Regions from separate parts of the Mus musculus genome. Here region 2 is linked to region 1. A link is a loop called in an ENCODE intact Hi-C map of the cell type or tissue named here. Cell type or tissue: left cerebral cortex. All regions are shown on one strand.

The links. Hi-C counts contacts between places; a loop is a spot of excess contacts. Peaks named below come from ENCODE experiments on the same cell type or tissue, not always from the same donor. Only the 100,000 strongest peaks of a DNase experiment are listed, where the experiment ranks them.
Region 2: a loop joins it to region 1, with 2.1 times the contacts of the local background. A loop is called at or near these places in 5 of 42 quality-filtered maps.

What each region holds. Positions count from the first base shown.
Region 1 is chr11:105,344,956-105,349,955 of GRCm38, reverse strand. Mrc2 (mannose receptor, C type 2) reads right to left here. Exons shown (of 30, transcript NM_008626.3): 21 at 3,632-3,746; 22 at 3,363-3,526; 23 at 3,128-3,236; 24 at 2,483-2,721; 25 at 2,189-2,357; 26 at 1,950-2,096; 27 at 1,530-1,649; 28 at 1,179-1,358; 29 at 362-388; 30 at 1-257. The coding sequence ends at 31. Among named protein-coding and RNA genes, the nearest start is that of Mrc2, 55 kb to the right of the region's middle. In left cerebral cortex, CTCF peaks have their summits at 1,995 (motif pointing left) and 4,483 (motif pointing left); DNase peaks (open chromatin) are centred at 1,988, 2,556, 4,505 and 4,707; H3K4me3 peaks cover 549 bases; H3K27ac peaks cover 518 bases.
Region 2 is chr11:106,011,680-106,016,679 of GRCm38, reverse strand. Kcnh6 (potassium voltage-gated channel, subfamily H (eag-related), member 6) reads right to left here. Exons shown (of 13, transcript NM_001037712.2): 3 at 2,391-2,552; 4 at 2,090-2,295. It overlaps Gm35971 (a long non-coding RNA gene), which reads left to right. Exons shown (of 3, transcript XR_880254.3): 2 at 2,520-2,690. Among named protein-coding and RNA genes, the nearest start is that of Kcnh6, 6.0 kb to the right of the region's middle. In left cerebral cortex, no CTCF peak of the experiment used is centred here; DNase peaks (open chromatin) are centred at 32 and 2,987.

The sequences.
Region 1 (5,000 bases):
TTTGGCTCCACCCCGACCACGCCCTTGGCTCTATTCTTGCTGTTCGTTCATTTCCATGTCAGACACCAGAATGTTCTTCTCGGTGGCCTCTGCGGGGCCAGAGTGGCTGCTGCGACTGTAGCGGGCCCCCTCGAAGGACCCACGCTCCGCACTCTGTCGGCGCCGGTAGAGGATGAGGGCTGCCGTCATCAAGGCCAGGAGGAGCAGCACCGCTGTCAGCACCACCACCAGGGCAACCGGGCTCTCGGGGAGGGCTGCTGAGATGGAGGTGGGGAGTTCACATCAGGCCCCAGTCATGACCACAGGGACAGAGGAGCCAGCGAAAGAACCAGGCCGGGGCTCGCTCATTCCCTCCACTCACCTGATGGCAAGAAGCTGTTCTCTTCCACTGTAGGAGAGGAGAGAGCCAGAGAATCACAATCAGTCCTCACAGAAATCATAGTCACAATTTAAATAAGTGCCTGTGAACTGCTTTGTGAATGTCACCTTGCAGAGTCACTGAACCTCCCAGGACTCTAGGACCTGGCTTCTACTATTTCCGTTCTATATATGAGGAAGCTGATGGGACAGGTGTGTGTGTGTCTATGTATGTGTTCTTATAGGTGAATATAAGCAGATACTTGTGAGTGTGCATGTGCGTAGAGGTCAGAGGTCAAGGTTATTGCACTGTGTCTTCCTTGATGCCTCTCTACCTCGGTGTTTTGAGGCAGGGTCTACCACTGAACCTACAACGTATGGATTCAGCTCATGGCTGGTGAATGAGCTCCAGGGGCCTATAAAACACAAATACACGTCTCCCTTTCTGTCTTAGGGTTACAGGTGATGGCACTCAATGTTGGGATTTTATTGGGGTGCTGGGAATCTTAACTCGGATCCTGGTGCTTGCGTGACTTTACCAAATGGACTATATCCCCAGGCCTCAGAGTCAATACGTGAGTGTCCAGGGCTTGACCATCCCTTGTCCCTAACCACTATAGAATGATGGGGCTTGCTGTCCTCTGGGCTTATGTGTACTTTGGAAAGTTGAGGCCCTGCGTCAGTCCTTGCTGCAAACTAATGTACTTGATGCCCTCCGGCCAAAGCAGATGCCCCTGTATATCAAGTAACCCTAGACCCAGCTGGACATCCAGCTGTGAGTCCAGCTATGGGCCCAGCTGTTGACCGAGATCCTGGCTTACCTCTAGGGAGCTTGCAGACAACTCCCATGGTGATGTTGGTACAAGCCCCGGGGCGCCACAGTCCGCTGCTGCTCTGGATCCAGTAGCAGCTGTTGTGGCTTAGCATGCTAGGGCCCAGGCCAGGGGGCCCCCAGTTAGAATAGTTCACAGCTGTGTTGTCTTGCCAGACCAGCGTGCCTCCTGTGGAAGGAACCCATTGGGAAGGTGTGGGAATGGGAATAGGTGGAAGGGGGGTTTCTAGGTGGGAGGCGATAACCACGATCCACTGCTGTACTTTCACAAGCCTGGAGACAGTGGTAAGCATCCCTCTTGCAGCCTGAGCCCTTCCCTTCCCGTACACAGAGCACCCACCTTTGGGGTTGAAGTTCATGCCCAACCAGGCACCTCGACTTTGGGCTTCAGCTGTCTGCAGGTGCTCCCAGACAAACACATTCTCCATCTCATCAAGAATGGACAGAACCGTCCCACCAGCTGGACACAAAGAAAGCCCATGTCAGGACAAGCAGATTCTCCTTATGGTGATAGACCCCCCCCCCAAACTACTTCCCCCCCCTCCCGCTTCACAGCAACCCCGGCACTCTTCTCTGGCAGCTCAAGTGCAAGATGGTGTGAATCTCAGCACTTGTGGACCGTGGGATATTCTGTAGATGACACAACATGGTCTGTGTATTAAACAGCGAGGGGAGCTTGAGATAAGTGCCTATAGGCAGAGGGGAAGTTCTTTCTCCAGGCCTCAGAGTCCCGGATCTGGGCTAGGCTGCTCTCACCCACCTTTCTGACAGCGCTGCAGCGCCTCCTTGTGGCCCAACAGCACCTCCATGTGGAAAGAATAGCAATGCTCCCTGAAGGGAATCCAGGACGAGTCAGCCAAGCCCTGAGGACAGCTGCCACGGTAGTTTATCCTTCGGGGTGGGGGCCCTGTTGGAGTGCAGAATTGAAGACGTAGCCCGAACATCTTCCCAGAACCACCTGCACCTGCGCAAGCCTTGGCCCTCACGGGTGGTACTCACCCCTGCTCACCCCACACACTGCCCCCTGCAGCTTGGTATCACAGCTGGTGGTGCGCCAGGTTCCATCCACATCCACGTAGGCACAGCCTCCCGAGTGCTGGGGCTCCTCATCTTGCCAGCTCACATAATTCAGAGGCTCCTCTGAGAGCCAGGAATACCTCCGTGAGCCCTGGGTATTAGGTAGCCATAGGTGAGAATAAAGGGAACATACTCTCAAGGTGGAAGGAGGAAGTGAAATCAAGGCAGAAGGTAGGGTGGGGGTAAGCGAGGCAAAATCTTGACCTAGGAGCCCACCTCCTCACTGGCCAGCCCGATCCACAGTGGTGTTTGCAGCCCCCGTGCAGCCTGTGTGAGGAAGGCTTGTGTGTAGGGATCGGGCACGTGTGCCAGGCTGGCATTTCGGCTCTCACACAGCAGGAGAGCATCTTTCCAGCGCAGTGGCTTCTGCAGCAGCCGGAAGGTGTGGTTGAGATAGGAGAGCTCAGCGCCCGGGGCAGGGGGTGTTGCTGCTGGGGATGGGCTTAGCGAGGGGTCTACAGGGAAAGGGGGCAGGACTCAGACCGAGCTCTGCCCCATCCACCCTTACCCCATTCCCAGGTATGAGACTAAGCTAGGGAAAACCAGACATCAGACTCAGAGCAGGTCTCCACTGGGGATGGCCAGTCGCCATCCTTATCAGTGAGCTTTCTATTTGCTAACATGCAGAAGGAGCTGGAGATGCCTTGACGTTGAACCTCAGGGGTTCTGACCCTAGACATAGCAGCATGTCACACACACACACCCCCCCCCCCCCCGCAGACCACCTGCTTCCCAAGCAGATACATGACTCTGGAGGGACCTCTATGGCCCCTGAAAAGAGATTCAATGTTTGGTTCCTTCTGGACCGGCCCAGAGCAGCTAGCCAGTGCAGGGGTGTCTCTGTGTAGCAGCTGCGTGTACCTGTGCCCTTCTGGCAGATGAAGCCATGCGTCTCCTCTGTGCAGCTCCGATCATCCCAGCGGCCAGTGAAGTGGGCTGAGGGGCTGTGCAGGATCACCGCACAGCTGGTCTGGGGGAAAAGGCTACTTAGGGGAACCTCAGTGGCTGCCCCATCTAAGGACAGCTGAGGCTGGAAGGGCGAGGTAGGGGAGAGGGGGACAGCGACAGAGAAAAGCACTGTGGTGTGGGTCCTCACCGGCTTGGTGCCACTGGGAGCAGGGCTGGGGCCAGAGGGCTCTCCTGGTGCCCAGTTGGTATAGAGCAGGGGTTCTTGTTCAATCCACTGGAAGTCCCTCTGAGAGGCATGCAGGCCAATCCAAAGGTCAAAGGTCACGTTGGGGAGGCTGGCTGTGATAAATGCTGCAGTCCCCCAGAAGAAAGGAAAGAGTGATGGGGTAGCCCCTGTTTGCTCTGCTGTAGCGAGTTGTGGGGAGACACCAGCACCTCCCCATAGGTTGACCCTACCTTGCTCTAAGGGGTTTGCAATGGTGACCAGCTGGGCTTCTTGCTGTTCACAGGAGAACTGTGCCTCTGACCATTTCACCCTGTCCTGGGGGTCCTGGCCCTGGATTCGGAAACACTGTGGAGCAGGGGATGGAATTGATACACAGCTCTACATCCCTGTCCACATACCCAGAAGCCCTGCTGGGTAGCCCTCAGCAGCTGATGCTCTGGGCTTTCATACACAGGGCGTCTGGATCTCCCTGGACAAAGCCCCACCCTCCCATCCTGGCACAGAAGTCACAAATGCCCACATTCTAGTGGTGGTGGGTGGGGAGCTTGTTATTATTTGAGACAGGGTCTTGCTATGTAGCCCAAGCTGGCCTGGAACTCAGGATCTTTTTGCCTCAGACTCCCTAGTATTGAATACTATTTATGTGTATGTGTGTGTGTGTGCGCGCGAGTGTTTGTACAAACATGCACATGTCTGTCTGTCTGTCTGCCTGTCTGACTAAGGGCCTCACATATGCTAGGCAAGCACTCTACCAATGAGCCAAACCCCTAAGTCCTTCCCACTTTTCATTTTTTGAGTTTTCGTTGTTGTTTGAACTTTTGTTTTGAGAAGTTTCTCCTTGTGGCCCCACTGTCCTCTAGCCTTCCAGGGTCTGAATTACAAGTATATACCATTGTGCCCAAATTAAAACACTAAGAAAGACAATTTTCTAAATGTTGTCAAGAAAAAGAAAACCTTTAGGTTCTACTGCAAAGGATGGCTCAGCATCAGCTGCTCCCCCCAGAAGACCTGGATTGGGCTCCACACAGCAGCAGCTCACAACTGTCTGTAACTCCAGTCCCAAGGGCTCTCATGCCCTCTTCTGGCCTCAATGGGTATTGCCCATAAGAGGTGCACACACATACATGCTGGCATAAAATTAAAAAAATAAAAATTAAGGGAAAGAATGTTTAAAATTGAACACAGAAAGAAACACAGTGTGGTTTCGTCCACATGTGGGGATGGATAACGTGCTTACTGGATAAGCATGAGAACCAGAGTTTATATCCCCAGCACGCATGTGAGTGCTCTAAGTTTGGGGGCCACTTGTCATGCCAGCACTCGGGAGATGGTGACAGATGGTGTCTAGAGCAAGCTGCTTAGCTAGACCAGCCAAATCAGCAAGCTTTGGGCTTACATGAGAGACCCTGCCTCTGTATATAAGGTTTATATATTATTAAGGAAATACCCAAGGTTAACCTCTGGCCTGTGCACATACATGCATGTGCCAACCACACCTAAGCATGCAAAAAATAAACTTCTGATGGGGCATATAGCTCAGTTGGTAAAGTGTTTGCCTGGCATGCAGAGACTCTAGGTCCTATTCCTAGCACTGCCTAA
Region 2 (5,000 bases), 670 kb before region 1:
AATCTCCATCACACATGAGTCACTGCCATCTGTGAAGCATCCTCTTCTCATCTCGGTGCCTCCAAGACTATAGCAATGGATGGTTGCTAAGACAGAAACCGACAACTCCCAGCTGCCTAACACGAAGCAAAGCAGCTGGGGGAATCAGGAAGGGCAGGTGTTTTTGAAGCCAGACTCCAGGCTAAATATCCAGGGCTGCCATTTGTTTCTTTGGTGCCTTGAAGCAAGCCTAGTAACCTGTGATCCCCTGTTCCCTCATGGGTAAAACGGACAACAGACTGCATAGGAATGTAGTTAAACAAGATGTATCTGCCTGCTTCTAGGGCAGTGGTCTGCAACCTTCCTAATGCTGCACCTCTTTAATACAGCTCCCTGTGTTGTGGTGACCCCCGACTGTAAAATCCTTTTGTCAGTACTTCATAACTGTAATGTTGTGACTGTTATAAGTCATAAGGTGAATATTTGACATGCAGGATATCTGATGTGTGACACGCCCCCCCCCCCAAGGGTCGCAACCCATAGGTTGAGAACCGCTGTCCTAGCTCATCCTTTCTCCACCATCTGACCGACACGGTCTCAGTAAGGATGGGATGGTGGTGGGGTTGACCATCCCCACAGACTCTTCCATCATCGCTGCTGTTATAAGGAGACCAGCCATTCTAGGCTCTGGTCTTGTAGAGTCAAGAGATGGGATCATAGGACAAAAGAAATCAATCTAAGGACTGATTCTCCCTAAAATGGTACTGATTTGACAACCAGACACCTAAGTGGGAGCCACCGTGTTCTGCCTGCTCGGCTTCCAGCCTCCACCCATCTTTTACATCCTCAGGGACCCACTTGGGGTCCTACATTGACTTGGACCCTCTTATTTTCAGGGATCTTTTTTTCTCTACCCCTATATGTAGCCCTGTCTCCATAGTCACCTCAGTAACCTATGTCCCCTCACCCAGCCAGATCTGGGTCCATGTGGGCTTTCAACCAAGGCTCACCAAAGTATCCCTGGTAGCTGAACTCAGATGCAAAGTAGGAGGTCATGGTGCCACACCCCTGGATACCAGAGCTCTTCTCCCTGCCAGGCCTCTTCTTAGTCCTGTCTGTGAGGCTAAATGGTCTCCTCCATAGCTGGTGCTGGCATTGGCTATGCTTCAGATGAGAAGGGTCAGGAAATGGATTGTATGGTCCCCTCTGCAGTCCCTTGCTCATCCGTATCCTAGGCTCTTCTCTACGGCTTAACAAAGTCCCCTTCTGTCACCTGAGCTGGCACTACTTAATGTCAATGGGTCCTCAGAGATCATTTGGCCTAACTCTTTCCTGCATATGAGAGCTCTGAGGCCCAAAGGTAGGGGTGTCCTTTGTCAAGGTCACATAGTGTGCCAGTGCCAGCATCCTATTGACTCCAGTCTCAAGCAGGGTTCTAGTCAATTGCCCCTGGAAGAATCAGGCCAACAAGCCCCTTAGAAGGGACTGTCGGGGTCAGATGAAACCCAGGACCCAGTAAGGGACATGTGCCAAATAGAAGATGCACAGGAGGGGCATTTAGAGATGGATCCCCAGGATCCAAAGTTAGCTAGAGACACCGACACTACCCCACTCCTGCCAGGTGTACTGTTTGCATACAACGCAAGGAGTGGCCATCGTCCCAAAAGCAGAGGGAAGGAGCAGGACCAGGGCAGGGCTCATCCCATCCCTCCTTCCTCTCCTCATCTTTGCATGGGCTTGACCCTCTGTACCACTCCTGCCTTGTGACTGCAGAACCATAGGCTGGCCCCAAGGTGGCCTGTGTGTTTTCTCCTCCTATCCTTCTGGGATCTCCAGGCCTCGGAAGTACTCATAGGCCTTGCTCACCCCAACCTCTGCTGATTTCAGGCCTCAGGGCTGTGGCCTCAGACCAGGCCTTCAGGTCTTAAGAATCTGACTCAAACTATAGAAGACGAGGCTGGGGACTCAGACCAAGATGTGAGGTGGGGGGCAGGGAGAGGTTGGACAAGTCACATCTCCCTTCTTAGTTATGACCTTAAAAGAGCTGAGGTCCAAGGGACCCAGGGGTTCTGACCCCGCCCACCCTCACCGCTCTCCTGCAGACCCATACCTGCGTGACCTTTTCAGTGACATTCTGTGTCCGCTCCACCACCTTGTGGGGAGCGATGATCTCAATCTCTGTGGTGGAGCCTGAGCGGTGCTTCTCCAGGTTGAACTCCACAAAGCTGAGCGTGAACTGCGGGATCTGGCTGACAGTTCCATACTTGCCCCTGCCTGGACCAGGCCCCTGTCCGCTTGGCCTGCTGTGAGAGCCCTCTGAAACCAGGGTCAGGGTCAGAGCAGCCAGGGATGGGAGGTGGTCTTGAATCCCTTCCCCACCCCCAGTACTGTTACCCACTGACAACACTCACCAGAGCCCAGGAAGCTGTGTGACAACAAACGTTGGGTCAGGCTGCGGCTGCTGCTCTTGGCCAGGAGCTGGGCCAGGTCCTCGAAATTGAGGATGAACATGATGACAGCCCCATCCTCGTTCTTCACAGGGACCACATCCACCAGGCAGCGGAAGCTGGAGGCTGCAAACCCCATTGGCAGGGAAAGGGTCGGTCACTGAGGAGGCCCCTCCTGCAGTGGCTAAGGAAGGACCCGCGTGAAGGTCAAAGGAAGGGTGGAGAGAAGAGGCCTGGACAGCGACCAGAGCTATTTGGCAGAGGGTAGGTAAAGCTGTCCAGCGGGTCCCCTCCACCCTCCACAGGGCAGAGCCGCTCATTAGGAGATAGTGTAGCATCAGGTCCAAGCCCCTGTTCAGCCCTCAGTCCAGGGCTTAGCTCTGAGGTTTGCTTCTGTGGTAATTAAGGCTTAGCAGATGGGGGTGGATTAAGTAGGGAGGTGAGGGAGGGCATACCATCCTCCTGTAGCTCTGGCTGGCCCTGGGCTCAGCTCCCATATAGCCATCCCACAAAGACGCCTGCTTCCCCTACTGTTGGAAGCAACTTGCTAGGAACACATCAACTGCTGGGCATGGAGCCAATTGGCACATTAGGCCTTAGGAGGTTCTGGGAGCAGGCAAATGAAGGTTCTGAGAAACTGGTTTGTTGGAGCTGGTGGGGGATGTGGGGTGAGGACCCCTAGTCTCTCGGCAGATAAGAGGTTGTGGGGAAAAGGAAAAGGTCTCTCTTTTAAATATAGAGCTGGAATAGTAACGAGTAGACAGGGTAGTGACCTGGGGGGCTAAAGAAGGAGAAGGCCATGGAAATAAGAGCTCTTAGCATCCCAGATCCTACTGTTGGCACCTCATGCCTCTGGCCACACTAATTGTCACCTTGTTCTAGGGTCTCACCATTGGCAGGCAGATCATTATAAGTCAAAATGCTGCCTATGTCAGTCCAGCCTGTGAGCAGGCACCCTTTAGGTGTGCTATATCTATTAACTCAAACTATTGTTAGGTGTCAGTTCCAAAAGGCAGGATCCCCAGGGACAGCAGGCTCAGGTGACCATGCAGATCAGAAAGCCAAGCTGCTTTTCCAGAGGGCAGGTTTGGGTCTGTGTCACCTCTCCCAGGGATTGATAACCAACCCAGTGACTGCGAAAGGACAATGGATCCAAGCCGTGTAGGAGGAACACTGAAGTCCGGAACTTCTTTTCATCAGACCCCATACTTAGCACTCACTTTCCAAGCTGGGTTGCAGCTGTGCCCCACCCCCATCTTCCTTCCCATGTTCCTCCCGGGAGCAGGAATCGCCCGGATCAGGATCAGATTCCTGGACTCCCAGGCACCAGGCAGCCATCTGCCAGCTGGTGCCTGGGCCCAGGGGAGACATCCACACCAGAGACACTGCCTGCCTGTTGAGCCACTCCTGGGCTCATAGTGCTACAATGACTCTGGTCAGCTTGGGGCACAGCGACATTCCTGTCCCTAAGACCACACTATGCTCTCTGTCTCTCTGGCCCTGGGGAATTAACCTAATACCAGGTGAGGAGTGGAGCCGAGCAGAAGTGCAGGCGCTCCAGATCTCCTGTGCCTCTGGGACTTCCCAGAGCCATCTTCAACTGGTTGTACCCCATGGATGCAGAGTCTTGGGATGGACCCTTGTATCAGCGAGAGCTGAGGAGCTGGTAGTGTTCTCATGTGGCTTTCCTTGTCCCACACACCACTCCAGTGGTAGCAGATGAGAGGATTTTCAAAAAGCCTGAGTGATTTCTCTCCCTATACCTTACCTGTGACTCAGAGCCCACAAGTAACTAGCTCAGTGGAAGAGGGAATTGTCCTTGTCTGTATCGAGGAATGGCAAAGTTCCAGTGTCTTTGCTCTGTCCCTGGAGGAAGAGCCAGTCTCTGCCTGATTCTTCCTCCAAGACGCTCCTCTCACCACGAACTCCTCTGATTAAGAGGAGTTGTCTGGCCCCTAGATTACCCCACTTCCTTCGGATCTTCCACCCCTTGGCTATGCTAGTCTTATTTCTCATAGTTTATGTCCCTTCCCCATCCTCCGCTTACCCTCTCTTCAACATGGCCTCCTTGTTGTCTTTTACCTTTTAGGAGTCTGTGGTTGAAACCCAAGATATCATGCGTGCAAGACAAATGCTTTACCACCAAGCCGCACCCCTTGCCCTGCCCCGTCTCTTTATGTGCACCTCGCTTAGCACTGAGCTGAGAGCCCTTAGGAGACTGCTGCTGCAAGCTGATGCTGCTACGGGGAGGGGTGGCTACACTGCTCTCGGCTTTACCATCCTGAAATGTGTAGGTTAGTGTGTGGAAAACATAGGGTCGGAGGGAGAGTGGGGAGAGCCCTGGCCTTCTTACCTGGAGCTACAGACTAGAAAAATACCGGGTCTCTAGTCTAGCTTGGGGGGTTTGGGCTCATCACAGTATAGGGCTTGGTGAAGGTAGGCAGGGCTAGACCCTCTGGCAGGTGTCTGTTAGGGCGGATGCAGGGGTGATGGATCTGCGGACAGTTATTGGCTTTGTCCAATTTGTCATGGCCTCCCTTCTTCAGCTTTAGGGTTTTTCCTTTCCTGACAAAG